2 separate regions of the Homo sapiens genome follow, and region 2 is linked to region 1. A link is an interaction called in ENCODE POLR2A ChIA-PET data of the cell type or tissue named here. Cell type or tissue: OCI-LY7. All regions are shown on one strand. Each heading gives the region's core, and the rest is flanking DNA. Links, peaks and the distances in the headings are about the cores only. Region 1 overlaps BTG1-DT (BTG1 divergent transcript). Region 2 holds the start of LOC105369902 (a long non-coding RNA gene).

What was found. Peaks named below come from ENCODE experiments on the same cell type or tissue, not always from the same donor. Only the 100,000 strongest peaks of a DNase experiment are listed, where the experiment ranks them.
Region 2: POLR2A ChIA-PET joins it to region 1 with 12 read pairs; 20 of 35 experiments call an interaction of 5 or more read pairs at or near these places.

The regions. Positions count from the first base shown.
Region 1 is chr12:92,146,673-92,161,004 of GRCh38, reverse strand. It overlaps BTG1-DT (BTG1 divergent transcript), which reads right to left. Exons shown (of 3, transcript NR_135036.1): 2 at 14,243-14,332. Among named protein-coding and RNA genes, the nearest start is that of BTG1-DT, 7.8 kb to the right of the region's middle. In OCI-LY7, for the core only: no CTCF peak of the experiment used is centred there; no DNase peak of the experiment used is centred there.
Region 2 is chr12:92,341,444-92,358,582 of GRCh38, reverse strand. It overlaps LINC02391 (long intergenic non-protein coding RNA 2391), which reads left to right. Exons shown (of 5, transcript XR_007063404.1): 2 at 909-1,052. LOC105369902 (a long non-coding RNA gene) reads right to left here and starts at 9,238. Exons shown (of 3, transcript XR_945203.3): 1 at 9,176-9,238. In OCI-LY7, for the core only: no CTCF peak of the experiment used is centred there; no DNase peak of the experiment used is centred there.

The DNA of each region.
Region 1 (14,332 bases), core at 4,699-12,698:
GTTACACTTTCATAGCTGCTCTATTTTTCTCCCATAGCAGTTTTCAGAATAGCAAATATGTACTTGTTTATGCTATTTGCTTAGTTTTGTCTTTCTACTAGATTCCATAAAGTGTAGGACAGATTTTTTCTGTAAGCGGATGTAGCTCCAGTGCTTAGCCAGTACCTGATACATAGCAGACAGTCAAATTCATGGAATGTATTTATTAACAACTAGAACACTTACACATCAGACATTTTGCAGTAAACTTGTACTCAGTAGTTATTGGGAGAGTCAAATTAAGAGTGAGTGACCTGGGCCGGCACGGTGGCTCACGCCTGTAATCCCAGCACTTTGGGAGGCCGAGGCAGGTAGATCACCTATGGTCAGGAGTTTGAGACCAGCCTGACCAACATAGTGAAACCCTGTCTCTACTAAAAATACAAAAATTAGCCGGGCATGGTAGTGTGCGCCTGTACTCCCAGCTACTTGGGAGGCTGAGAGAGGAGAATTGAACCTGGGAGGCAGAGGTTGCAGTGAGCCGAGATTGCACCACTGCACTCCAGCCTGGGTGACAGAGCGAGACTCCATCTCAAAAACAACAACAACAACAAAAAAAAAAAAAACTGAGCAACCTGAAGCATGAATGTCTTACAAAATTATGTGAAGTTGTTCCTTCTATCAAGATCTAATTATGAAGTGATCCACTAACTCGAGTGTAATGCTAATATGTGTTTTTCTTTTGATAGTTTCTTTTTTCTTTTTTTTTTTTTTAAGAGAAGGCCATATGCTTTATTGCATTTCTTTTTTCTTAATTGATATCAGGAAGCTCAAAAATAAATTTATTGTTTATTTATAGCAATGCTCTCCAAACCCACATTTCTTGTAAAATTTCTTCCTATCTTATTTACACAGCTTATTAGCCTTTTTGTTTATTTTTAAATCTGTAAAGTATTTGCTTCATAGCCTGGGTAACATGGTGAAACCCCATTTCTATTAAAAATACAAAAATTAGCTGGGCATGATGGCATATGCCTGTAGTCCCAGCTACTTGAGGGGGCTGAGGTAGGAGGATCAAAAAAGTATTTGCTTCATATTTAGTCACCTCAAGTTTTTTGTTTTTGTTTTTGTTTTTGTTTTTAGAGATAAGATCTCACTATGTTGTCCAGGCTGGTCTCAAATTCCTGGGCTCAAGCAATCCTCCTGCCTCAGCCTCCCAAAGTGCTGGGATTACAGGGGTGAGCCACTGCACCCGGCCACATAAGCCACATAATTGTATCTTGATTCTGTTTAAGACTCATTCTTCTCATCAGATTAAGTCCAGAAAAGCATATAAATAGCACTTCTTTGGCCATATCTGAACAATTGGTAAGGATGGAAGCTACAGCTGGTCTCAGAGGTTCTAAGGGTCCTGATTGAAATTCTATGACTGTCTTGCTCATGGGGGAGAGGAAAGGGTTAGGTGTGATGTCCTAGAAGTTAATGGTTTTTTTTAAGTTAGCAAAATAAACTGAAGCCAGTTATCCACTGCTTATGAAATGTAAATAGCATATTAATATACTATGGCTGCAACTTGACAACACTATTTTCTGTGCCAGACCTGCAAGGCGCAGCCTTATGTGTGTGCATCCAGTTTGAGGCTAGGACCTCCTAGGCCACTTCTTGCTTCTCTGGTAGGCTGGTTTTCAAGTTACTTCTCCTGCCTCCTTAAGTACATCAGGCTGGGGAGAGGAGGTGAACTAAGAGTTCATCAGTTTAGGAGGAGGGGGAATTTAATCATAAGTTTGCCTTTTCTTCAGATGATTAAACAATGAGTGTTTATGAAATCAAGAAAAATGTTTTTCCCCCAGAGTTTTCTTTTCAAAGATTTCTCTGTGCACTCTGGCTAATTTAAAAAGAGCCCCATAGGGTGCTTATTTTTGCACACATATATTGCCAGAGTAGTTCCTGTTTTGGTTTAAATGTGTTCCTTCTTTTTAGTCAGATGAAAGAGAACTTTCTTTAAAAAGAACTTGTCTGCTGATCGTGTTTGTTAGAATTAGCCTAAATAAAGCTTCCGTTAAGAGCTTAACTGTTTAGTTAAATCCTCTTGGCTAAATTATCTGGCGAATATTTGTCCTTGGACGATGTAACCACAGTCCGCTCATTACTCTCTTTCCAACCTGAAATGTGTGTCTCTCCCTCTCCTGAGGATACTAGGAAGTGAGTGTCTTGAGGAAGAAACTTTCCCTCTCATTCAGTTAACTTATTCCTTGTGCAGTTGGATGTTGGGGTGTGGGTGTTTGAAATATGCTAGGCACCACAAGTGAGCACGATTAATTCTGCATCAGGTAAGGGGCTAGGAGGGGACTGCCTAGGTTAAGCCATAAAGAAATGACATCTTGAAGGCATTAGATAAGAGAGAAGAATGTTTGAAAGGGAAAGGCCATGGAAAGAAGTGGAAATACTCTTCAAAAGTCTGTCGAGGTCAGCCTGCCATGCAACTATAAAATTAAGCTTTCCTGATAGATAATTTTTCTCAGGAGAAAATTCTAGGAAGATACAACTGCAAAATAGATAAGTAAATAAATAGTGAATTATTGATACATGATAAACATGGATGAATCTCAAAAACATTGTGCTAAGCAAAATAGGTCAGACACAAGAGACCACTTATTATATGACTTTATTTATATGAAATTACCAGAAAAAGCAAATCTATAGAGACAGAAAATAGACTAGCAGTTTCCTGGGGGCGAGGTGGGTGTGGAGGTGGGCGGCGGTGGGGGCAGGGGGCAAGGTGAAATTGTATCAGAGGTTATGAAAATGTTCTGAAACTGATTATAGTAATGGTGCATAACTCAGTAAATTAAAAATCCTTGAATTGCACACTTGAAATGGGAGGATTTTATAATATGTAAAATATATCTCAATAAAGCTCCTTAAAAAAAGGCAAGAACATCATCTGTTCAAAGGGACTAAGGATAGAACTTTTTGAGTATAAAGATAGAAGTTCTCTTAACTATTACAATCTCCCATCATCTAAATAGTGTACAGACAGCTTTGTTTCTACAAGGGAGAAAACCAAGAAAAGAACCATTCCTTGAGTACTCTAATGGTTTATCTTTTACTACTGTTTCATTTTTTAAATCTACTTGTGAAATAAGCAGTAGGGTCAGACATTAAAAACAAACGACAACAAAAAAACACATGGCAACCATTCTTTGAGTTTGATGATCAGCATTACAGTTAAAATTCAAATTGGCTTTCAGAAGATAATATTTTCTACATTTTGCTTGATGAAAGGTTTAAATAAAAACCATGCAAATATGGAATGTTTTTAACGCATGCTTTAATGCTAATAAAAGGATGCTTTGCTTTCATATTTTAGGGCCAAAGGGAAAACTTTCACTTTGCCCTCTGAAGGTTCACTGAAAATTTGGCAACAGGTAGAACAGGAGACTAGGTATGCAAACTTATTAATATGCATGGGGAGGAAATCACAGAGTAATTGCCCTAATACCCAGTGTGGTACTGTTTCAGAAAAAATTCTGAAACCATGTTTTTTCTCTGCTCTTAAGCCAACACAATAACAATCAACACAGAAGACTTCTGTGACCCCAAAATATGTGGGAATTTCTCTCCACCACCAACCAACCAATCACTTCTGCAGTGAACACAAAAGGGTGTCCTCCAATTCAATTCCAGTACTATCTACCTGGAGATCATGTCAGATCCCACATGTTGAGGGCTCAGACCCCAAAACTGCCCACCACCCCAAACACCAGTAGCAAGCTCAGGCCTCTGGAACTTCTTTTTCTTTCTTCCTTTTTTTTTTTTCTCTTCATTATCTATGCATCAAGAAGCAGGCCTCTGGAACTTCTTTTTCTTTCTTCCTTTTTTTTTTTCTCTTCATTATCTATTCATCAAGAAGCAGGCCTCTGGAACTTCTGGTCTACTGGCTTCAAGTTGGGATTCCGAAGACCTCCTCTCTAGGCGGGTGAGGTATACCCGCATGGAATTTCCATTTCCTCGTTGGGCCCACCACCCTCCAGGAAACTCCGTATGTTCAGCTATCTGGAAGCTCTTTGAACCCTGTCCTTTTGGGTTTCTATGGCGGCCTCATTACATAAGCATGATTGATTAACCCATTGGCCACTGGTGAGCAAGTGGACCTTCAGCCCCTTTCCTCTTGGTGGAAGTTGGAAGGTAGGGCTGAAAGTCCCAACCCTCTAATCATGCTTTTGGCTTTCAGGTGACCAGTCTTACTCTGAAGCTATCAGTCTACTTTAGCATACAAAAAGAAAGAACTTTGGAGATTCCAAGGATTTTAGGGGTTGTATGCCAGGAAGCAGGAGGGAAACCACATGTATATTTCAGAATATCACAGATTCAGACACTTATATACCCTTTTTCAAGGGGAGATGGGGAATGTATATAATTGTTGTGATAGGTATTAAGTCATTAGGGAGAATGGATAGATTAGGGAGGCTGAAGGCAGACATTATGGGAAGGTGAGGAGTGGAGCTGGGCAAGAACAACCATTGTCATATTTCACAGATAGAGTCCCCCAGGTAATTTCTTGGAGCTGCACTCAGAAGAATAGATGAAAAATCTGTCTTAGCATAGTAACTCCAGTCTCTGCTCTTCTCTGGTGGTTGCTCTTTCCTGGTTATTTGACCAGATTTCTTGGAAGGGAGTATTAAGACAACTGCACTTAAGCTCTCTTAGTCAGATAAGGACATTCCAGAGTCTCTCTTGGTGCTTTGGGAAAGAGGATATGAGAGGCAGGGAGAAAGGAGAAAGGTCACAGAGAGACCGTGGTTCTGAGGCTAATTTTTCAGGACTTTCAATTTCCAAAGCAGTCAGTATGGCAAAGTGTCATATTTTGGGGAATTGTTTTCTTCGACCCAACAACATTCAACCACATCAGATTGTGAATACAGCTCTCCCTGGGTATCCTCAGAGAATTGGGTCCCTGACCTCCAAGGATACCAAAATTCAAAGATGCCCCAGTCCTTAATATAAAATGGCATAGTATGTGCATACAACCTATGCACATCCTCTTGTATACAGTCATGCATTGCTTAAAGTTCTAAGAAATGCGTCAGTAGGCGATTTCATCATGTGCAGACATCATAGAGTGTGTTTACACAAAGTTAGATGGTAGAGTCTGCTACACACCTAAGGCATATGGTATATGGCCTATTGCTCCTAGGCTACAAACCTATGCATCATGTTAAGGTACTGAATATTGCAGACAATTGTAACACAATGGTATTTGTGTATCTAAACATAATGATATTTATAAGACGAACTGTAAAATTACGGTATTATAATTTTAGGGGAAGAATCTTCTTACAAGTGGCCTCTAATTAACTGAAATGTCATTATGCAGCTCATGACTGTAATTTAAATCATCTCTAGATTGCTTACAATACTTAATAAAATGTAAATGCTATGTAAAGAGTTTTTATACTGTATTTTAAAATTTTGTATTATTTTTATTGTTGTATTATTTTTTTTTGTTTTGTTTTTTCAGAATATTTTCCTTTTCTTTTCTTTGTTTTTGAGACAGGGTCTCCCTCTGTTGCCCAGGCTAGAGTGCAGTGGCGTGATCTTTGTTCACTGTAACCTTTGCTTCCCAGTCTCAAGCCATCCTCCTACCTCAGCCTCCCAAGTATCTGAAACTACCATGCCTAATGTTTGTATTTTTTGTAGAGATGGGGTATCGCCATGTTGCCCAGGGTGGTCTTGAACTCCTGAGCTCAAGTGATCCTCCCACCTCAGCCTCCCAAAGTGCGGGAATTACAGCTGTGAGCCACTGTGCCAGAGATTTTTCCAAATATTTTCAATCTATGGTTGGTTGAATTCATGAGTGCAGAACTTGAGGATTCAGAAGGCCCACTATATTATCTAGCTGAAGACTGCTTCTGCTTCACTTAGGGAAAATAAGTATTTATTAAGTAAATGGATGAGAGAACACAAAATAGTGGGGAGGCTATCACTTTATCCTCATCCTCATCCTCATCAGAAAATACATGTAATTTGGCCGGTGCGGTGGCTCATGCCTGTAATCCCAGCACTTTGGGAGGCTGAGGCAGGTGGATCACTTGAGGTCAGGAGTTAGAGACCAGCCTGGCCAACAGGGTGAAACTCCATCTCTACTAAGAATACAAAAATTAGCCGGACATGGTAGCTCACGCCTGTAGTCCCAGCTACTCAGGAGGCTGAGGCACGAGAATCACTTGAAATTGGGAGGTGGAGGTTGCAGTGAGCTGAGATCATGCCACTGCACTCCAGCGTGGGCAACAGGGTAAGACTTGGTCTCAAAAGAAAAATACATGCTCTTTGATATGCCAGTCATAACTATTTTTTTTCTTTAGAAAACTTTTCTTCCATGGCTAGAACATAGTCTTTTCAGGAATTTAAGTGTCTAACTTGCTATGCCCCATTAAGTGAATATATCCTAAATTGTATTTACTAGTAGGATTTCAATCCTTGAATTCCCGCTGATGTATATTCAGATGCATGAGAGTCCACATCTTTTCCACAATCATGTTGGATATCTATATGTAGGCCTTCTATATTTATATTTATTTGTTTTGTTATACAGTACTTCTGCAACATGAATGTTCTTTTTTTTTAGTTGACTACCTAGTTTAAAGAGAATGTTGTGACTTCATCTTTTTTTGTTTGTTTGTTTGAGACGGAGTCTCGCTCTGTGGCCTAGGGTGGAGTGCAGTGGCTGCATCTCAGCTCACCGCAAGCTCCACCTCCTGGGTTCACACCATTCTCCTGCCTCAGCCTCCTGAGTAGCTGGGATTACAGGTGCCCGCCACCACACCCGGCTAATTTTTTGTATTTTTAGTAGAGACAGGAGTCTCGCTCCTCTGTCTCTGTCTCTGTCACCATGAGACAGGGACACCATGAGACACCATGGTGACAGAGTCTCTGTCTCTGTCACCATGTTAGCCAGGATGGTCTCGATCTCCTGAGCTCGAGATCTGCCCTCCTTGGCCTCACAAAGTGTTGCGATTACAGGCCTGAGCCACCGCGCCCGGCTGTGACTTCATCTTAATGCACCTAAATTCTAATCTACTTTGAGATTTTAAATTTGAGTTTCCATAAAGACAAACAAACAAACAAAAAAAGCAAAAAAACAAGTTGCTGTTTTGTTTTCTTCTTCTTTTTTTTTTTTTTTAAGAGACAGGGTCCTGCTTTGTTGCCCAGGCTGGAGTGCAGTGGCACCATCATAGTTTACTGTAGCCTCAAATTCCTGGACTCAAGCAATCCTACTGCCTCAGCCTCCCATGTGGCCCATGTAGCTAGGACTTACAGGCACGCACCACCAACCCCAGGTAAATTTTTTATTTTTTGTAGACAGGGGGTTCTCAATATGTTGCCCAGGGCGGTCTTGAATTCTTGGCCTCAAGCTATCCTCCTGCTTTGGCCTCTCAAAGTGCTGGAATGACAGGTGTGAGCCTCCATGCCCAGCCCTGCTGTTTTTCTTTGAAAGTAAAAGAAAAAGTAAAAATAAAGTATACAAAAAGTAAAAATAGGCCAGGCGCAGTGGCTCACGCCTGTAATCCCAGCACTTTGGGAGGCCGAGGCAGGCAGATCACGAGGTCAGGAGATCGAGACCATCCTGGCTAACATGGTGAAACCCCGTCTCTACTAAAAATACAAAAATTAGCCGGGCGTGGTGGCGGGCGCCTGTAGTCCCAGCTACTCAGGAGGCTGAGGCAGGAGAATGGCGTGAACCCGGGAGGCGGAGCTTGCAGTTAGCTGAGATTGCACCACTGCACTCCAGCCTGGGCAACAGAGCAAGACTCCGTCTCAAAAAAAAAAAAAAAGTAAAAATAAAGTATAGAATATGCCAACATTTGATTATATGGGTATCCTACCAAGCTTCCTGAGTATTATCCTCTCTCGAGAGCAAAATGTGAACACCATTACTGGACAAGAGTAGCTGTGGCTTGCTTATTGTCTCAGAAACTGGGAAGAATGGAGTTTACCCAGACTATAGAACCTAAAGGAAGCAAATAACTCACTGAAAACTTAGTTCATTTTAAAGGCAGCTTTTACCTATTCAATTGATGTGCTTTTTCTTTTAAGGAAAAAGATTTCTATTGGATATGGTATATACCTGAAAAAAAGTGAGGTTTTTTTTTTTGTTTTTTGTTTTTTTTGAGATGGAGTCTTGCTCTGTCGCCCAGGCTGGAGTGCAGTGGCACAATCTTGGCTTACTGCAAGCTCCGCCTCCTGGGTTCACACCATTCTCCTGCCTCAGCCTCCCAAGTAGCTGAGATTACAGGTGCCTGCCACCACACCCAGCTAATTTTTTATTTGTATTTTTAGTAGAGACGGGTTTCACAGTGTTAGCCAGGATGGTCTCGATCTCCTGACCTCGTGATCTGCCCGCCTCAGCCTCCCACAGTGCTGGGATTACAGGCGTGAGCCACCGTGCCTGGCCAGGTTATTTTTATTGATACCTAATAGATGTACATATTTTCAGGGTACATGTGATATTGTGACACATTCATATAATAGGTAATAATCAAACTGGGGTAATTGGGGCATCCATCACATTACACAGTTATCTTTTCTTTATACTGAGAACATTCAAATTATTCTCTAATAGCTATTTTGAAATATAAAATAGATTACTATTTAATATAGTCACTGTATTGATTTATCAAATGCTAGATAGTAAATCTTCTATTTAATTGTATTTTGTACCCATTAGTGAATCTCTTTTCATCCCTTCTCCTACCTAGCCTTCTCCGCATCTAGTAGCCATCTAGCCATCAATCTACTCTCCATCCCCATGAGATCCACTTTTTAAGCTCCCAATATGAGTGAGAACACGCAATATTTGTCTTTCTGTGCTTGGCTTATTTTTCTTCAATTGTTCTAAAATTATTTTGTTTTTCCAGCACAGGAAAAAGGAGGCTTATTTTATTTAACATAATGACCTCCAGTTCCATTCAAGTTGCTGCAAATGACAGGATTTCATGCTTTTATTAATGGCTGAATATTTCATTGTGTATATATTCCACATTTTCTTTATCCATTCATCCACTGATGGGCATTTAGGTTGATTCCATATATTGGCTATTGTGAATAGTACTGCAATAAGCATGGAAGTGCAGGTATCTCTTCAGTGTTGTTTTTAATTACAGAATTTTGCCATTACTTTTTCACAGCAATGGTTCTCCAACATTAGTACCTAGACAGTACCCTATCCCCAGAGTTTTTAATTCACAGGTTTAGAATGAAGGCAAAATTTTGCATTCCTATCAAGTTCCCAGGAAGACTCTGATGCTGCTGGTTTGGGGAACACATTGGGAGAACCAGTGAGAAGTCCCAATCCCTTGCTTCATTAGTTTAAGGGAAAGGGGAGGCTGAACGTAGTGGCTCACGCCTGTAATCCTAGCACTTTGGGAGGCTGAGGAGGGAGGATCGCTTGAGCCCACGAGTTCAAGACCAGCCTGGGCAACATAGGGAAACCCTGTCTCTACAAAAACCAAAAAAATTAGCTGGGCATGGTAGCGCGCACCTGTAGTCCCAGCTACTCAGGAGGCTGAGATGGGCAAGGCTGCGGGGTAGGGGTGGGGGGAGTGGCCGTGCATAACTTGAGCCCGAGAGGTAGAGGCTGCTGTGAGCTGTGATCCTGCCATTGCACTCCAGCCTAGGTGACAGAGTGAGAGACCCTGTTTCAAAAACTAAATGAATACAAGGAAGGGGAGGTCCATGTACCCCACTTCCCCCTTCAGAAAGTTATAAATACTATACTCCAGGATCATAATTTGTAAGAACTTTGTACGATTTTTCAAAGTTTCCAATGTTCCAGAGTTAATTCTTATTAACTCTTTCCCCACTCTACTGTTTTTTGTTTGTTTGTTTGTTTTGTTTTATTTGAGAGGGAGTCTCGCTCTGTCGCCCAGGCTGGAGTGCAGTGACGCGATCTCGGCTCACTGCAAGCTCCACCTCCCGGGTTCACGCCACTCTCCTGCCTCAGCCTCCCCAGTAGCTGGGACTACAGGCGCCCGCCACCACGCCCGGCTAATTTTTTTATATTTTTAGTAGAGACGGGGTTTCACTGTGTTAGCCAGAATGGTCTCAATCTCCTGACCTCGTGATCTGCCCGCCTCGGCCTCCCAAAGTGCTGGGATTACATGCGTGAGCCACCGCGCCCGGCTGTCTACTGTTAAACCTTAAAATTGAAGAGGTCTTTGGCAGCTGGGGGGTGCAGATAAACACTCAGTAACCCTGACCACCACGTGGTTGCCTCCGGTGACAATATAGACGGTGAGAGCTTTAAAAAGAGATAGGCCAGGAGGTTCTGGCACCAGGAAGGAGAAGGTTTGGGGAGGAGCCCAGCTTTGAGAAATGGCCCTGCAGCTATGCAGTAGAAAGTTGAGTGAGAATTCCCGGAGGCCACTGATCAGATTCAACAGTGACCTGGACACAAAACCATCCCTCCTTGCTGCCCTCCCACCTCCCCCACCGAACCCTCCAGGGCCCGCCTCAGTTGCTGGGCAAGAGAGATTGTGGAACTGACCAGGCCCCTGGTTCCTTTTGTCAATTTAGGCCAAAGGGGAAATGAAAAGTTTAAATGGTCTTAAATAGAAAGCACTTTTGCTACTTTCTCTTATCTGTACCTAGGGATAATTTTCATTCCAGTTAAATTATTTGGCAGATTAACATTTTAATATGTTCCTTGTTTCATTTTCCAGTGGGCCTTTTAATAAATGTAGCTGTATCTTACAGATTATGTCAGCTATGAGATGTCCCCTCAGCTGCCTTGAGTTTTGATTTTTTTTTTCCTACTACTATCTCTACTCATCTCCAGATGGTCTTCTAACTTTATCAGGTTTTATTTCTCAAGGTCCTTTTTAGGAAAGGTAATATCAGGAGCTCCCTTGAAAACCCTACCAGGTATTTAGAGCTCAAATTTTGTAGTCCATGACTTGAGAGTTCAAATCTGGCTGTAAAACCTTGGGTAAATTACTTATTTTCTTTAAGACTGTATTCTTATATGTTAAATGCTGTCAACTATACTCACTCGATTGGGTTTCTTAGAGAATTAAATGGGAAAGCATGGCTGGGTGCGGTGGCTCATGCCTGCAATTCCAGCACTTTGGGAGGCTGAGGTGAGTGAATCGCTTGAGCCCAGGAGTTCAAAACCAGCCTGGGCAACATGGTGAAACCCCGTCTCTACCAAAAAATTCAAAAATTAGCCAGGCGTGGTGGAACGTGCCTGAAGTCCCAGCTATTCAGGAAGCTGAGTGGAAAGATAAGCTTGAGCCCAGGAGGCGGAGGTTGCAGTGAGCTGTGATCGCACCGCCACACTCCAGCCTGGGCAACAGAGTGAGTCTCAAAAAAAAAAATAAATAAATAAATAAATAAAAAGAGAGAGATAGAAAGCATGTAAAACACTTAGCACTGATGCATTGTTAATGATAAAATGATAATAACCTGCATTATTACTTTTGTTGTTAAGCGATGCTTCACTCCTTTTTCCTCCCACTCTCCAAACAATCTGAATAGCTTCCACCAGAAGAAACTGAGTTTTGTCTAAAATCATTATGTGTCACCCTCTGACTGAAAGTTCTTTTGTGTTTTGTGAATCGCAGTAGATCTAAACCCAGTGCAAATGTCTTAGCTTGTGTCCTTGGATTCTTATTCAAGCAGAGCAAGTCAGGGTGCTAGCAGGGAGGCAACTAAAAGTGGTCTTCTCCTTTCTGCGGGTAACAAAAAAATAGATAAATAAGAGGCATAGGTATCTAGTTGAAGACATAAGCCCACAAGAAAAGCTAACTTATTTAAAGATAAATCTGATCATATAATCTGTCTGCTAAAAACACTCTCAAGAGTACTCTCAAGTACCCTATGCCTGCCTCCATCTACCAGTTTTTTCAACAATACTTATCCTCCTTGGTTTATGCCTTTGAGATACTCCAAGATCAAGCCCGTTCCTTTCCTCCAAGGAGAACTAATCTTGGGTCACTTTCATTGGCTTAGCTGAGATCATTCACTTTTGGGGTTTTCTTATTTTCCCTCTGCCCCGCAACACACAAATAAATAAGTGCCCTGTCTCTATTTGCCATTAACACTCTCTCAAGAACTCTCACTTGACTCTGTACTTATTGGTTAAGTTGTGAGTTTTCTAGACACCTAGCACTCTATCTGGAAGTAGGTGCGTAATAAGCACAACTTTAGTGACTGCAGCTAGCTGACTAGCAACAGGCAGGTTGCCTCTGGCTCAGTCTGGAAGGCCCTGGCCCTAATGTGCCTTCAGGGAAAGGGCGGGTCCAACTGGGGAAACAATATCTAATATTTGTGCTTTTATTTGTCAACTTATTTTAAAACCCAGGTTCATTTTTTGAATTTGTTTTGACAGCATTCCTAAGATTTTTAATACTTTGATTAGAAATGTTCTAAGTTTTAGAAATTAATTAGACAGGCCAGGCGTGGTGGCCCACGCCTGTAATCCCTAAACTTTGAGAGGCCGAGGCGGGTGGATCACCTGAGATCAGGAGTTTGAGACCAGCCTGGCCAACATGGTGAAACCCCATCTCTACTAAAAATACAAAATTTAGCCAGGCGTGGTGGTGCATGCCTGTAATCCCAGCTACTCGGGAGGCTGAGGCAGGAGAATCACTTAAACCTGGGAGTCGGTGGCTGCAGTGAGCCAAGATCGCGCCACTGCACTCCAGCCTGGGTGACTGAGCGAGACTCTATCTCAAAAAAAAAAAAAAAAAATTTCATAAATTACTATCAAATTGCATGATAATAATAAAGTACTTGGGAGAGCCTTGGTAAACTTAGCACAACAACACAGAAAGCACCTTTGTAATTCAAAAGCTGTCCAGAAATACCTGCTTGTTTCCCAGATGGGAAGGGCCTGACTAAACTTCCAGAAAATGTGACTAAACATATATATGTCAGGAATTGAAAACTATTAGCAATGAACATTATGTACCATCTAAGGCTTACGTTTAAGACTAATGTTTATTTCCAGTTTTTTTCTGAGTACTCTGTAGATTCCCAAGTTAAAAATTACTGTAGTTTCTCAAATCAGTTTGTCTCCTAATGGGATGATTTAAGGTGGGAAACACACATATATAATTTGAAAAACTCAGTGCGGGAAGTAACTCTCCCTGAGTCTATGGGTTAAACTTTCTGTTAACCCTGTTCAACTGGTTTTATAAGGCTTTCAGAAGGGGTCCTGCTGCTGCTAGTGCAGGCAGTTAAAAATAGTATGGAGAACAAGGGCTTGGGGGAAGTCTGAGTCCAATCCTAGCATTTTGTTGATTTAATATTTCTGTTTTTTAGATGAGACAATTTAAGCACATGACCGAGAGGCCAAGTTGGAGACCAGGTTTAGAAGAGAAAAACTTTCACTTGACTCCTAATTTGTACTCAGTGACACATTAACGACAATGTAAGTGAAAGCAGGGAACTAAGGGTGGGTCAGGTTAGGTGGGAGACCAGGAGTTGTTATTCTAGTGTTATGGTAATTTCATGAATTTACTTTTGCTTCTCGATCTTCTTTTTGAGTAGTAAAAGAGGTTTCATGCCTCCAGTGAAATTACTATTTTTAAGCAGAGTTCTATCTGAAAAGTTCTATAAGAAAAAAAAAAACCACTCTTTAATTTTTTCACATGTAACTACTTAGTTATGTGTACTAATGAAAAAATAATCTAGAAGTTATTTTTTCAAATCGAGTTTTACATATTTTTTAAACAATAAAACGTTTTCTCCTGTTTTATAATGTCATTATTTTTGCTTCATTTCTATATCCTTTAGCTCAGTATTAAAAAGAAAAAAAAAACACTCAAAGTGGTGTGTTTTGCAATATTGATGATCAACTAAGGTCGGGATATTTATTTCCATCTGGTAGAGTTCAACTTCTGCCTCCTGTTTGCTTTCTCCATCTGCCTGCCTCCCTTCATCTTTCTTTTTTTCTTTTCCCCCTTCTCCTTAATGGAGTTGGGGTTAACCCTGTCTTAGGCCTAATCGTTTTAGCAGGCTCCCGCCTTCCTGTTACACTGGTTTTTAAGGTTGTTTTTTTTTTTTTTTGGTAGGGTTTCAAATAAACTTGAATGTCTACACTTAATACTTTCACAAGCTTCAAATTCTTTTTATTTTATTTTTATAAAGAGCAGGACTCAGGCTAGGACGGCATTTGGACTAGGTAAAAAAGAAAATCTTCAGTTTTGTGCACACAAGTTTTAAAATACATTGTACAGATTTTTTTTTTTTGGATACACACCACTCTTTACAGGATCCGCGTTATATCTGCTTTCAGTAACTGGCTCTCCTGTCCGCATCCAGTAAGGTTTCCACTCTTCTCTCCGTTGAC
Region 2 (17,139 bases), core at 3,801-11,800, 200 kb before region 1:
GGCAAAACCCTGTCTCTACCAAAAACACAAAAATGAGCCAGGTGTGGTGGCGCATACTTGTAGTCTCAGATACTCTGGGGACTAAGATGGGAGGATTGCTTGAGCCTGGGAGGCAGAGGTTGAAGTGAGCTGCGATTGAACCACTGTACTCTAGCCTGGGTGACAAAGCAAGACTCTGTCTCAAAAAAAAAAAAAAAAAAAAAAAAAAAGGTATAAACAAAAAATTTGGAAATTTAGATAGAAAGATGTATTTAGTAGGAGTTAATGAAGAAGGCAAATATCACCCTATGTCATTTTCAACAGTAATGATGAAAGTTATAAAAAATGCTGGGATATATACAAAATGTATACTATATAGAGAACTCATGTTTCAGATGTCACTATCCACATTACAAGAGGACTGTAACTTGATCTACCACTCTGGGCACAGTATCTGATTAAAAATAAAGTTATCTTTAACAACATTTGGAGCGACTGTTTGAATTGAGGCCTCAGGAAAAGATAACCTCCCCTCCTTACCAGCATCGGGGTGCTATGTCCAAGACAAGTCCCTAATCTTCCCTTTGTTAGTGCCTGGTTTAGAAATAGTCATGAGGCCAATTCTGGCCAATGAAATATCAAAGGAAGTCATCTTGAAGAGTTCCAGAAAAGTTTTTCCCAAGAAAGAGACACAGGGAGAGAAGGTCCCAACTTTTCTTCTGCCTGACAAAATGTCTTTATGTCATAGCTGAAATGGTGACATGTATGAATCTGAGGATGTAGGCAAAACAGAGAGAGGAGCAGAGGGAGGGGAATCGGAGACATGGAAACTTTATATTAGGGAAGGGCACTAACTGCAGAGAATTTATAATGTCTTGATTATGAGTCTATTTTTCTATCTGATTCTGTCCCTGTTTCCTTTTGCACAGTCCCATGTGGATGTCAGTGTGATGATTAGGATGCCTGATGCTTCCGAAACAAGAATACACTTTACGAAAATGCCCATTGAAAATACTTTTTCCTTTCTACTCTTGTGCTAAGAGTGCCTGTTTGGACCCCATGGCTTCGTAATGGTAAGAACATAAATTTTAGACTGGTTTCTACTGTGAACAGTCTTTATCTGATTATTGAAATCTTTCTACCTTGTGGTTACTTCCTATATTGAAATATTAAATCTCCCACTAGTAGGAACCTGTTCACCTCTTCCACCTATTTTATGGCTGTTGTAAGCGGAATTGTTTGTTGCTTTGCTAAGCTACCTATTTTTAAGAGTTTGATGTCCGTTTGCAAGTGAATTACACTAGACCCTGTGGATGATCAGAGAAAAGCAGTAAATAATGTCCTTTGACCTTAATAGAGTTGACACACATAATTTGCTCAGAGAGTTCAGGTTTGTGGGAGGTGTCCCAATGTAATTATTAATAACATCTCTTTTTATTCTCAAAAGTGTTCCAATTAGGATAATAAATTACATGGTTCCCTAGACCTTAGAGGCCTTAAATTCAGTTAGGGAGATGGGAGACCCAAACAGAAAAAGGCAACTAACCCAACAAAGCAATGTGTGATGAATACCAAATACATGGTCTGTGCTATCAGTGAATGGAGTCATGTTTTAGGAGAGACTCCTAAGGCCTTCAGCGATCTGGCAAACTACTTGAAGATGAGACAAGTTGGCTCTTGAGGAACATGTAGGGTTGAAGCCAGCAGTGAAGAAAGGAGATCATGCAATCAACCCTTCACTTGAGAGACTGCTAAAATAAAAATAAAGCCATAATTTTTCAACCTGAATAAGTACTGGCAAAAATGATTTCCTCCCCTCTTCTGAGCAAGCTGATGTTACAGGCAAACCAGCTGGCAGCTTGAGCAGAAAGCTCATTTTGGCCCCTTTAAATACGTGGGTGTTTTCCAAATGTTCAATCTGGCTCCCCACTACATTAATGAGCCATTTGCCTTGCTGAGATAATCACTACCCTGTGGTCATGAAGGGGAAGAAAGGAATGAGAGCTGGATGGGCTGAAACATGTACCCAGTTGAGGACCTCCCAGAGGGCAGCCTGGGCTTTAGTGACAGCTCCAAGATGTGGCACTGCACACACCACCCACTTCCTGTTTGGCTGCATTTTAACCCCGCTCTTGGTCCAAGTGGGTACAGGCACACTGTGATAAGGAACTGCTGAATGAAAACATGCTTAAATCTACGAACTCCATTTTCAAAAGCATCCTAGGGAAGTAGTGAAGGGTGCCCATGGGCTATAACTTTTATTCAAAATGTTCATAATGAACAGAGTTGTTTAACACTTTTTCAAATCTAACCTGTGAATGTCGCCACCACTTTGCCTTCTTTGAGCATCACACCATTGAGTTAATGGTATGATGAACCTTCTTGTCCCAGAGTTTGATTACATCAAGAGTGTTTAGGTTTTTTTCTTTAAAGATTAGAACATTTTATGCAAACAAAATCTTAGAAATAATGCTAATTTGTAAGTGATAAAGCATGCTAGTTGCCAACTCAATGTTTACTCTCCCCTTCTTTCTTATTAACAAATCCCTAATTTTTATTTGGGATGGCAGTATGCTCAACTGAAAACAATAAAAACTAGATTCTGCACTTTTCTTTTACATGTGTGGTTATATTACAAAGAGCTAGCCAAAAGAAGATACAATATGAGATGTCCAAAAAAGTTCTTCTAAGAGGTCTAAATCAAATGGCAGGTACCTTTTTTGCTCTTTCCCTTTCTCTCCAGGCTGTATGAATTGTCAACCTGATGGCCATAGCTCTGGCAGACTTCTTAAAAATATGAAGATAGGGCTGGACTCTAAAGATATAGGAAGAGAAAGCCAAAAGGAACATGGGTATCTAATAATTTAGTGGAACTATCATACCAGAGTTTGCATGGCCTACTTCTGGACTTGACTATGTAGGAAAAAAAATTGTCTCAACTTCTTATGTTATGTATTTGAAGATTTCTGCATTAGCAAAAAAAGTAATTTTTACTGTTGATAAACTGATAAATGTCAATCTGTTGAATGTGAAACTGACAAATAGAAAACTTCTCTGGTTGAAGTAAAGGTCAATGGAGGCCAGATTTCCATCTACCATATTATTTGAATTATAACACAGTTACAAAGCAACCTTGGGTTAATATTGGTATTTCTAGAGGTACTAATAATTAAGTGCAGGACCATCTGTAAACTATTTAATCTTGGTAGAGTCATGACCCTTTGCATTGACTGTAAAATGTTATATGAGGTGAAATATTAGAAGAAACTATAATTTCTTTATTATTTCAGAACAAGTGCTAGTAACTCTGGAGTGGTCTAATACAGACCTTAATCAGTGTTGAATAATATGCCTTTTTCTCAGTTTAAGTGGAAAAGATTGGTGCAAAATATAAAAAGATTTTTTCGAGTATCTACTAATTGCTTGGCATTTTATCTATATTTTACCATTTAACCATCACTTCAAATCTATAATGGAGAGAGACCCTATATGTTGCCCATCTCCAGCAGGCCTCCAAACCTATAATGGAGAGAGATCCTATATGTTGCCCAACTCAAGCAGACACTGTTCACATTGAATACAGTAAGAGTGCCCTCTGGAGTGGTACAATGTAGCACCTCTTAAATTAGAGGACATAACCTGTTTTGATTGTCCTGTGTTCCTTTCTTTAAAGAAACAGCCAGCCTCCATTCTATAGCAATTCTATATCATTCATAGGCCTGGGTGGGCCTGACTGTTCCCCTTGCCCAAGGCCTCAGTGTGGTCATTTTGAAATGGGAGTAGTCACCTTATCCCCCTCATGGGACATGCAACAGGGGTGTGGCTTGCTTCTTTGGTGCCCATCTGCTTAAACCCCTAGGGGGTGCATGCAGATGGGCAGGTCCTAGGGAGCATTTTTGGGCTCCAACTCCACAGCAGCGTCTCGGGTTGAGTGTTTACAGTTCCTGAAGCCCCAGTGAGTGCGGGTTACAGGGTGCTCTTTCAGCTTTGCCATCTGTAGGCGGCTTATATTAATCAGCTCAATTAGATCCTCTGCCTTATCGGAAGGACAGAGGTTTTCTGTATCCCAGGTTCTTGCCCTAGCGTACCAGAAAAATCAGATCACATGTGAACTTGGAGGTTGAGCATAAGATTTTATGGGGTGATGAAGGTAGCTCCAAGTGGGATAAATGGGGAGCCAGCAGGGGGATGGAGTGGGAAGGTGGTCTTCCCCTGGAGTCAGGCCGCCTAGGGGCTGGACTGTCCTCCAACTGCCCGCAGCCATATTCTCCTCGGCATATGCATCATTCCACCATCACTGGCCTGCTGGTGTCTGCTGATGTGTTCTTCTGCCCCTCTCAACATCCAGCCACTTGTGTGTGTGTCCACTAGGGTCTCGGGGTTTTTATGGGCACAGGATGGGGAACGTGGCTGGCCAAAAGACAACTTTTTGGGCATGAAAACAGAAATGCCTGTCGTCATTTAGGTCCATGGGCACAGGCTCAAGGATGGAGCCCTAGCCAGGGACCCCGCCCTTCTTTACCCAGCACTTCCCTGCCCCTTCTCATATCAATTTAATCCAGGCTTGGCTTATCTGACCGCTCATATCCTAGCCACAGTTGATACAGGGATGTTCCTGACTAAAGACAGACCAATGACAGTACCCCCTGGAATGCTGCTAGAGTTAAGGAAAAGTTCTTTTGTTCCTCTTGGATCCTGAGTTGTAAAGAGCATATGATCCTGCAACTGCTAGTGGCCATCTCACTATCATGTATCAGAGTTTTGCCTGAAAATGGAGCCATAACATTATTTGAGCACCCGGATCCAGCCATGTTGAAGACGCTTTCAGTTACATGAGTCCATTAACATTTTATTCTTAAAAAGCTAGTTTGATTCTATTTCTACCATTTGCTATCAAGGAGTTTCAACTAAGGCGGGTAGCTATTACCATCTCCATGAAGCTCTGAGAAATTAAGTCACTTGGCTAAGCTGGCTCAGTAATCGATGAAACAGGATTCTAAAGTAGGGTAGTCTGGTACCCACATCCATCTTCTTTTCATTACACTATGCTGCCTGCCAAAACCAGTGAAAATAAATTGATGGAAATCATGTCGATTTATCATTAGGCTTTCTAAAATATAATATTCCTACAAACAGTTTCCCTGTCCCAAATTTCATGCTAATTCCAACTGGTAAATTTATGAAGCAAAGTCATTACTCTTTGTTAGAGAAATGTTTTCATATATACGAAACTTTAAAGAATATTTCAATGAGGCTTGTCAAATTCTTTTTTGAATACCTACTATATAATGGATTGGGATTAATTGTTAACAAAGAAATTTAATAAAGAAACAAATGAAAATAGCAGTCTATACAGAGCATAGCATATTTTTAAGTCACTCTATTCCAGGATCGGAGGTAGTAACACCATAAGCCCAACATCAATAAAATGCTATGACAGAAAGGGGTGGTGTGCCATAGCATACCAGAAATAAGGGTAGTATTTCTAGGCAATAGAAATCACACAGGATTAAATGTGAGGCAATGTGAGGAGGAAGTTCTAGGGCAGTGCTATTGAATAAATCTTTCTACAGTAATGAAAATGTTCTGCTGGGTGCAGTGGCTCATGCCTGTAATCCCAGCACTTTGGGAGGCTGAGGTGGGTGGATTGTTTGAGTCCCGGAGTTTTGAGAACAGCCTGGCCAACATGGTGAAACCTTGTCTCTACTAAAAATACAAGAATTAGCCAGGCGTGGTGGCACACGCCTATGTTCCCAGCTACTCAGGAGGCTAAGGCTGGAGAATCAGTTGAATCTGGGAGGCAGAGCTTACAGTGAGCCAAAACTGTGCCACTGCACTCCAACCTAGGTGACAGAGGGAGGCTCTGTTTAAAAAAAAAAAGTGTTCTATATCTTTTCTGTCTAGAAGAGGATCTTATCTTTCCAGTAGCTACATCTGGCTAGTATCTACCATACTAGTGAGGTAGTGTGGTAGCTGTTGGGCACCTGATGTGTAGCTAATTCTACTGAGGAACTGTATGGCTAATATCTACCATATTGGCCAGTGCAGTTCTAGACAAATAGGCAAATAACACAAGAAAATATATAAGATAGGAAGAATGGAAAGCACAGAGTTTACGTGAAAGATAAAGTAAGTTGTCTACCTCAGCTGGAATTGAGCTTATAAGGAAGTCAAATGAGAAATAATATTTGGTGAAGTTGAGTGGATCCAGATTATGAAAGACTGAACATTGCTTTGGGACAATCGGGAGCTTATGATGTCTCCTGAACTAAGAAGTGTTATGTTCAGTCCTATGCTATGGGAAGATTAAACAGGCAGGGGTAGCTATGAAGAACCAGAAAGGTTACAGAAGTAGAGATGCTACATGTGAGACCACAGTAAGAGTCCAGACAAGTTAATGAAAACCTGAACTAAGACAGTAACAAAGGAAATGAAGGAAAAAGACAGATATGAAACATATCTTGAAAGTAGAAATGAGAAAATTAAGAACTGATTGGAAGAGTTGGAAAGCAAAGAAGAGAAGTGAACTTTGGAGAACAAAAGATGAAAGAGAAATTATAAGAGAAATAGATTTGGTAGTACAGCCATCTGATTTAGAAATAATATTCTGATTTTTGTTTTAGATCTTTTAGGCTTAAGGTGCCAATGTTAGAAATATAACTATATCATTAAAGAGAAATGTTAGAAAATGTGGTAGAAATTTAAGGACCATCCGCATATAAATTAGGGATCAACAAACTATAGCCCTCAGGTCAAATCCAGCCAACTGCCCATTTTCTCAATAAAGTTTTATTGGAACACAGCTTCTCTAATTTGCTTGTATATTATCTATAGCTGTTTTCTAGTATAAAATGAAGAGCTGAGTAAATGCAACAGGCTGTTAGGCACACGAAGCTGAAATTACTTACTATCTAGTATAGAACATATTTGCTGCCTCTGATATACACAGTAGAAATCACCAGAACACATGAGATCCTAATAATTTTAATATAAGAAATTCTAGTATTCACTGGAGTTTAATAGAATACTCTGTTTACTCTTATCATTACATTGGCACATCTATAACATACTAATATTCGGAATAAAAATACAGAGTTCCTCTATGATCCTAAAATATCTCTTGGATCACCAAGAAAAAATTATTCTCCATATAAAAATACTCCTAAATATCATGTGTTTTTGTCTAGATATTTGGAAAGCGGTTCTCCTTTTATGATTTATATTTGATTTTCTATTAACTATAGTATTTTATTAATCAGAGCACTTCGTTCTCTGTGTATGCCAAGTGATATATATGTTAAGCCATATGAAATTCTTACTTTGTTAATGTTTCATCAATTCATGGAAACTAAACTGGATCTGAAACATAAGTTTCAGATTCAAACTTGTGTGGTCAGAGAAGTATGGGCAGCTGTTTATATCTTACAGGGAGAATGTATTTAAGTATTAGTATTATCTTAGTCCGTTGGGGCTGCTATTATAAAATACCTATACTTGGTGGCTTATAAACCACAGAAATTTATTTCTCCCAGTTTTTGAGGCTGAGAAGTCCGGAATCAAGGAACCAGCAGATTCAGTGTCTGGTGAGGTTCCACTTTCTGGTTCACAGACTGCCATATTCTTGTTGTAACTTCACATGGCAGGAGGGACAAGGGGGGCTCTCTGGGATCTCTTTTATAAGGTCACTAATCCCATCATGAGGTCTCCATTCTCATGACCTAATCACCTCCCAAGGGCCCTACCTTCAAATACCATCACATTGGGGGTTAGGATTCAACGTATGAATTTGAAGGGACACAAACATTCAGTCTACAGCAAGCATAATTTAAAAAATGAAAGAAGAAAAGAAGGGAGGGAGAGAGAGAGAAAAAAAAGAAATACAGGAAGAAACAAAGAAAAGATGGATGAAATAAGCATGAACTTTGAGGTCAAACAGATTTAGATTTAAAACTTTCTCCTACCACTAAAGTATGTGTGAACTTGGGCATGTTATTTAACCTTTCCAATGTCAACTTTTTTACTGCTAAGCTGTAAATACCAACTATTCCGTAAGTTTGTTCTAAGCATAGGTTTTCAAATAAAATACTATGTCCAGTCAAATTTAAATTTCATAAAAACAGAAGAATTTTTAGTATAATTATGCCCCATGTATATTTGTCATTTATCTGAAATTCCAGTTTAACTGAGCATGGTAGGCTCAATAATAGCCCCAAATATGTCTATGTCTAATCCCCAGAACCTGTAAATGTTACTTTATATGGCCAAAGGGACTTGCAGAAATGATTAAGCTAAGGATCTTGCAGTGGGGATATTATTCAAAATTGTCTGGTGGGCCCAGTATAATCACAAGTGTCCTTATGAGACGGAAGTTGCGGGAGGAGTCATAGAAGATGATGTGATGATAGAAGCAGAGATTACAATGATACTCTTTGAAGATGGGGCAAGGAGCCACAAGCCAAAGAATACAGGTGGCCCCTAGAAGCTGGAAAAGGCAAGGAGATGAATTCTCCTCTCAGCACCTCCTAAAGAAACCAGCATTGCAAATACCTCAGCTTGAGTCCAGTGAAACTGATTTTGGACTTCTGACCTCCAGAACTGTAAGAAAATAAGTGTGTGCTGTGTTTAAGCCACTAAATTTGTGGAAATTTGTTATGGCAGCAATAAACAATTATACTGAGACCTCCTGTATTCTTATTAGCTAAATCTGGCAACCTTGCTAATGATTAAATGCAGTAGACTAGCACAAACTTCCCCTTAAACATGGCAGAGTGAACATGTGTATTTATCTTTGCTCCCTGCCAAACCCTCACCAAAGTTAAATAAAAGAATAAATAATCTATAAATCCATAAAGAAGGAGGGGAAATGAGAAAAAAAGCAAATATAGATGTCAATCTAATTTTAGAAACCGGAAGGGTGATAACTGATTTAAACTGTGACCATAATACTGATTAAAATAGGGAAAGAGTTGAAACTTTAGATTATAGAGGATAAACCCAACAAGAAGTAGCTAATTCATATTGCAAAACTTGGAGAGGCTCAGACATTAGAAGCATTAGGTACTACAGCAGGCAGTACTGGAAACTTGTTGAGAATCTGCTGAAGAACCAGATACCAAATCCTTTCCTTTACCCCTAAACATCAAGTGACTATTCCTTACTCACTCTGCAAGAGATACAATGCTCATTTTCTGAATACCTTATAAGAGACTCCGGAGTCAGAGAGATCAGGCACACAAGATCAGGCAAATGTGATGTCCTCCTGTAAAATGGTGCAAAAATGAAGCATTACATACAGGTTGATACATGGAAAAGTAAAAATGAACCTCCTTCTCTGATTGTATTTCAAGATGCTAGACATCAAGATTATACTGCTTAGGTGGGAAATTAGAGTATCCTGTCCAAGAAAAAGTATCTACAGATACTGAAAATTTGGTTTCCCAGAGCAAAATACTGGATCCCTGCCAGATTAGCCTACTGTAAAGTTGACCAGTTAAAAACCTCTTTCACACACAGAGTATGTCCAGGTAGCTATTTAGTCCCTCACAGATTCAGGGAGACAACATATACCTCCAGAAGTTTGAGAGAAAAACATAAGGAACCAAACCAAATAAACAGAGAAATCATAGAATACAGAAATAGTGCAGAAAGTAGAAAAAATCGTTACAACATCATAATTAATGTCCTCAGAGAGAGAAAGAATGCTTTATAAAAAGGCAATCATCAGAACAGGAATGAACATAGGAAATTTAAAATATGCTAGCTGAACTAAAACATTCAATTAAACACTTGCAGAATAAAATCGAGAAGATCTCCCAGAAAGTAAAACAGTACAAACATATGAAAACATTATGAAAGAAAAGAAAATCTGAGGATCAGTCCAAGAGATGTATCCATGAGTTATGACAAGGATGAATCCTAGAGAGACCAGAAAAAACAGAGGGAAAGAATTTATCAGATAATTTTTTTAAATGACGATCATGAGCCCTTACATAATAGAACAAACAAAAACAAGATACACACCAAGTATATTATCATGACCATCCGGATCACCAGAGCCAAAGATAGGATTCTAAAGGCATCCAGAGAGAAAAAACAGGTCACATATAAATAGGTTGACCATCCATCATGGTTTGCCTGGGATGATCCCAACATACACTTGTCCTAGAATCATATTTGCCTTTTTATTTGTCTGGTATTTATCAGTTCTTAACAAATTATGATTATTAGTTGCATTAAAATAATCCATGATGGTCTTATAGGCCTCTATTTTGTAGTTGCAGCTGCTGCTAAAAGTTTCATCTAAAGCACATGAGATGCATTTGTAATAACCAGTATACTCACTTTAATACATGGTTAAACCTGAATGACCACCAGCAATTACCCATCTTTCTCTTCCTTACCCTTTTTTTTTTTTTAAATTTTTGTCTTTAATTTTTTTTTTTAGAGACAAGGTCTTACTCTGTTGCCCAGGCTGGAGTGCAGTGGTGTGACTGTAGCTCTCTGTAACCTCAAACTCCGGGGCTAAAGCCATCCTTCTGCCTCAGCCTCCTGAGTAGCTAAGACTACAGGTATGCATCACCATGCCTGCTTTATTTTATTTATTTATTTATTCATTCATTTAGTAGAGACAGGGTCTCACTATGTTGCCAGGCTGGTCTTGAACTCCTGGCCTCAAGTGATCCTGCTGCCTTTACCCTTTTTGATGCAATATAACTATTTTTTTTCCTTCAGAGGACAGCATTTCTTGCTGACAAGAAAAGGAAATGCACTCTGACACTCACATTTTTTAGTCAGAGGTAATATTGAATGCCAGGACTCTGCTAGCCACTGTGTAACACCTAGTTGTTCTGTTTCTGCAAGATGTGTGAAGTCCCCAGGAGGTAAGGCAGTGGCAATGTGGGAAATATAGGTTAAGGGTAGGCCAAATATGAGTGGGCAGTAGAGTCTGCACTTATGTGAAGAGCACATAAAGAGTGGTCTTAATACATTTCCTACAGTGGTTTTGTCATTTAGTTTATTTCAGAAATCTAAAACTATTTATCTTGTTGTTAGATAATATTTTTTTTTATTTTGCAATAAGCTCTTTTAGCCCTAGACAACTAAACTAAGAAAAGTTTATGTTTAATTAAAAATGATGTGCCTAATTTCCATTTTTCAGAAAACTTGAGGGGATGAATAGCTAACTTGCATAAAATGTTTGTCAACATTTCCCATCTGTATTAGCATTGTCACCAGAATGTTGTGTATAAACGATTTTGAAACACAGTGGCTTCGCAAACAGGCATTTATATTTATCCTCAAGAGTCTGCAGATTGAGGTTTGGCTGACTGAGAAAGGAATCAGCCAGGTTATTTATTTATTTATTTATTTATTTATTTTTGAGACAGGGTCTCACTCTGTCACCCAGGCTGGAACGCAGTAGTGCAATCTTGGCTCACTGCAGCCTCGACTTCCTGGGCTCAGGTGATCCTTCTACCTCAGCCTCCCAAGTAGCTGGGACTACAGGTGCAGGCCAACACGCCTGGCCAAATTTTGTATTTTTTGTAGAGACAGGGTTTCACTGTGTTGCCCAGGCTGGTCTCGAACTCCTGGGCTCAAGTGATCTGCCCACCTTGGCCTCCCTAAGTGCTGGCATTACCAGTGTGAGCCACCATGCCCAGCCTGCCATGATCTTTTCATGGAAGCTTATAGGAGAATGCAAACAAGTAAGATCACATAACATGTAAATATTTGACTCCTGTCAGGTTTGCCACATTCCATTGGCTAACGCATGTCATATGAATAATCCAGCATCCATCAGGGGAGAAAGTAAATGTGGACTGAACACTAATCCACACTATCACCTTTTTTTTTCTTATCATAGAAGCCATAGTAATACCATTAATCACATGACAGCCAGAAGACACAAATCTAATAAATATCAGCATCTATTTCAAAAGTTATTAATTAAACCAAACTGTACTGGAAGATGACAATTTAACATGTGCTACTAAAGAAAGTGCATTTGCCTATCACTCCATGATGCATGACTTCATTTAGATCAAACGACTAGTAAGTTAATTTTGCTAATTTATAATTTCAAATCTTTTTTATACATGTTAAAGATGAAAGTTTTTTTAAGTATTGGTTTCATTAGCAGAATATAAACTTCCTAGAGTTCAATTATGCCAATTTTATATCAATGTCATTGAATGTTAAACAAAAATTAGTGAATTCCAATAATAGAAAGGTTTCTTTCATGCAATCAAAATGAACCATTTGGAATTGCATTTTATAATATTAAAGGCAAAATGCCAAATATTATTAGGAATATTATTGTAAAATCAATTAAAAGGTTCCACATTGAAGATACAATGTTTGCTTCTGCAGTAATAATGTGATATGAAATTTGGCAAAGCAAATAATGAAACTCATAGAGCAGAAATTTACCTGGAATTAGTTATAGTGTGTATTAGTTCATTTTCATGCTGCTGATAAAGACACACCTGAGACTGGGAAGAAAAAGGTTTCATTGGACTTATACTTCCACATGGCTGGGGAGGCATCAGAATCATGGCGGGAGGCAAAAGGCACTTCTTATGTGGTAGCGGCAAGAGAAAAATGAGGAAGATGCAAAAGTGGAAACACCTGATATAACCATCAGATCTCACGAGACTTATTCACTACCATGAGAACAGTATGGGGGAAACCGCCCCCATGATTCAAATTATCTTCCACAGCCTCCCTCCCACAACACATGGGAATTATGGGAGTACAATTCAAGATGAGATTTGGGTGGGGACACAGAGCCAAATCATACTATTTCACCCTGGCCCCTCCAAATCTCATGTCCTCATATTTCAAAACCAATCATCCTTCCCAACAGTCCCCCAGAGTCTTAACTCATTTCAGCATTAACCCAAAAGTCCACAGTCCAAAGTCTCATCTGAAACAAGGCAAGTCCTTTCTGCCTATGAGCCTGTAACATCAAAAGCAAGCTGGTTACTTCCTAGATACAATGGGGGTACAGGTATTGGGTAAATACAGCAGTTCCAAATGGGAGAAGTTGGCCACAACAAAGGGATTACAGGGCCCATGTAAGTCCAAAATCCAGTGGGGAAGTCAAATTTTAAAGCTCCAAAATGATCTCCTTTCACTCCATGTCTCACATCCAGGTCACACTGATGCAAGAGTTAGGTTCCCATAGTCTTGGGCAGCTCTGCCCCTGTGGCTTTGCAGGGTATAGCCTCCCTCCTGGCTGCTTTCATGGACTGGCATTAAGTGTCTGTGGCTTTTCCAGGTGTACGGTGAGAGCTGTCGGTGGATCTACTATTCTGGGGTCTGCAGGATGGTGGCCCTCTTCTTATAGCTTCACTAGGTGGTGCGCCAGTAGGGACTCTGTGTGGGGGCTCTGACCCCACATTTCCCTTCTGCACTGCCCTAGCAGAGGTTCTCCATGAGGGCCTCGCCCCTGCAGCACACTTCTGCCTGGGTATCCAGGCATTTCCATACATGTTCTGAAATTTAGGTGGAGGTTCTCAAACCCCAATTCTTGACTTACAATTCAAGATGAGATTTGGGTGGAGACACGGAGCCAAAGCCTATTATAGTGCATACATAATCCATAGTTGCTTTTAAATAAGCAGCAGGAAAATCAAAGCTATAGTTGTCAAAACTTACAAATAGTTTAACATACACATATTAAGTAGTTTATATATTTATATATAGTTACATATCTGTGGTCTGAGCACATATATATACATATATATGTAGTTTGTATATTTATAATATATATTTATATATAATATATATAAAGCAGTTTAATATATAAAGTAGTTATATATATATTTATTTATATATATATATATATATTTGAAGTGAACCATAACGTATTTGTTTATATGAAGCTGACATTAAGAAAGTTAAACAAAAAAATTATATTCTGGAAGTATCTATTTTCTCTCTTTGTTGCTTATCTTAAATTAGATTTTATAAATATTTAAGCCTTTGAAGAACTATTTTTTAATAATAATATCAAATGAGAAGTCTAAATTTAATAATACCAAAATGAGAACTCTAAATTTTCAAAAATAGTTAGAAAAACTTTAATCAAAATATTCAAAAGAAATGGAGCACCAAACTGGCTCTCGAAGTTTTTAGTGATTATAGTTATTAAAAACAAATTTTTCAGATAGAAAGACATAATTTATTCTTACAAAAGCAAGGAAGGAACAGAACAAATTAAACAATGGTAACTTGCCTGGTGAACAAAATTTAATTTTGAAATTCTGTGTTTTTAAATATCTCAACTTGCAAGAAAAATCTTTTCAAGGACCTCTACTTTAAAATAGTAATTTATATTACATGTGCGAATGAAATAAAACTAAGAAGCCTATGATTTTTGCAGCATCAAAATTGGCAAAACATTGAAATAATTGCAGATAGAAAAAACTTATTCAATGTATTTTGTCTCCTAAAATGTATTTGAAAAAAAGGAGGCACTCTGAATAAAGGGTATGATATAGTACCTTTAAAATAATTAGACCAAAATATTTATACAATTCAATAACCCCCTTAAGAATATCCTTCATTGAGCAGAATTGACTCTGCAGTTACAAAATACCTCAGCACATATGAGAGTATTTTCTCAGTAAAAATATTATGGCTTTTATGATCAACAGAGAAAAAGTCAATAAAGGTTGTCAGAAATGTCAAATTCATTAACTATTTTAAATACAGCTTTAAAGAAGATTGTAGGCAGTTTTGTGGAAAAACATAATAAGACCGTTGGTGGATCACAGAGGATTTCTAGGGCAGTGAAATTACTCTGTATGATACTGTAATGATAGATGTATGTCATTATAAATTTATCTAAACCCATAGACTGCACAACACTAGGAGTGAAACCTAATGTAAACTATGGACTTTGGATCATGATGTGCCAGTGCAGGTTCATCAGTTTTAACAAATGTACCACTCTGGTGGGAGATGTTGATGATGGGGGAAGCTATGCACGTGTAGGAGAAGGAGGTATATGGAAAATTTCTGTACCTTTCATCCAGTATTGCTATGAACCTAAAACTGCTCTAAAACAGTCTACTTTTATTTTTATTTATTTTTTTTTTAAGTTAGGCACAGTGGCCCATGCCTGTAATCCCAGCATTTTGGTAGACCAAAGCAAGAGGATTGCTTGAGGCCAGGAGTTTGTGACCAAACTGGGCAACATAGCGAGACCCTGTCTCTACTAGACAGATAGATAGATAGATAGATAGATAGATAGATAGATAGATAGATAGACTCTCTTGAGGCCAGGAGTTCAAGACTAGCCTAGACAACGTAGCGAGTCCTCTTCTCTACAAAAAATTTAGAAATTAGCTGGGCATGGTAGTGCATACTTATAGTCCTAGCTACTTGGGAGGCTGAGATGGGAGGATTACGTGAGCCCAAGGATTCAAGACTGCAGTGAGCCATGATTGTGCTATTGCACACTCCAGCCTGGGCAACAGAGTGAGACCCTGTCTCAAACTAAAAAAAAAAAAATTCTTCGGAAAATTTCTGGTGTCATGATACTAGATCTACATGTAGCTTTTAATGATTAAATTACATAAGTAGTACCAAGAATAATTGTTGCCCTTATACTATTTTTAGTATTCAGGAAATCAACATAAAGAAGAAGATTTTTTTTAATTTATAGATTTAAAAAAAATTAGACAGAATTTTAAAACTGTACATTATAGCCCAATCAGTATATTATAATAGTGTATTAGCTCTGGAGTGCTGGCGTGGCACTAATGCTTATCACCATCACCAAGGCCAGCTCAGCAGCAATGACCTCAGAGCCTTGCTTGGTCTGATCTAGAGGAGTCCTCACAATGTGTGGACTGCTAGGACCTTGAACCCAGGCTGCACCTTGGGAGAGGAAGCAAGGGAGGTACTAAGAGCCAGAGTTGATACATATATAGCCTAATGCTTAGGTGGATCTTTTGCATTGCATGTTTGCTGCTTTGATAGTAATTCCAAGGATACACAACTTTAGCCAAGAAAAAAATCATTATTCTCTCCAATTTCTCGGCTTGGATCAGCCTTTGTGGCCTGTCCCAGTTCTACTGATTTAACTAGAAATTTTTATATAATCACATTAAGCCTATGGGGACAGGAGTTGATGTAAAAGAAAGATATCCTCATTTTACCTGGAGGAGGTCATTATTCAGTGGTCAGTAAGTTTTCAAAATAATCAAGAAATAGCTATATATATATATAGAGAGAGAGAGAGAGAGTATACAAATATGGAAATAAATAGAAGAAACTGCTGAAATGTTTGAAAGTAAGGAATGGAATTGGGAATGAGAGGGTAAGAAGTTTATATTAAACGTTTTGTTGTATTTGAGTTTTTAGAATTGTGAACATGTATTGTGTTAATTTTTAAAAAGTAAATGAAGTTTTAAATTAAATGCCTAATATACCTAGTAGGAAGTCAAGGTTTCCTTTTTGTGTTATTCCCAATTTTTATGTTTCTAGATAGGCACCTGACTTCCTCCTGTTTTTTGACAATTTCTGCACAAGAAATTACTAATTCACTATGATCTGAGGGCCATGCAGACTGCCCTAGATAATCTTGAAATTTGCTAAACCATTATAAAAGGTTTTCTTTTAGGTAAATTTCAATCCCTTTACCATTCAAAATGTTGCTAACTGAAAGCATTTTTACAAATATACAGTTAATTGAAATCTGGAAAAGTAATGAGCTTCCTTATTTGCTTATATGCAATTCCCAGTATCACACATGTAATTTAAAGATTACCTACTACCTGCAGATATTCTTCTTACCATGTTAAGGCAGAGACCACCCTCTTCCCATTTCCTATGCTGGAGGTGAGACAGATGGAAGCATTATTATAAATTAAGATCAGTGGTGGGTAGAAATTTGGCAATTCAATTAGGAAAATTACACACCAACGTTACGCTTGTTACCAAAACTTCTTTTTTTGCAAATCACCAACTTCTCCTTCCTCTAATTTTTGGGTAAACAAATTAACGCTGAGTGTTATCGGCTGGCCCGTGGGTTTTCCTGCAATATATTATCAGGACTCTGTCAGTGAAATGCGCGTCGTTGTCCGTACATTAGTTCCTGAGACTTGCAGGAGTTGTTGCAACTTGTTCATTCCAGTGTTCAAATAGTTC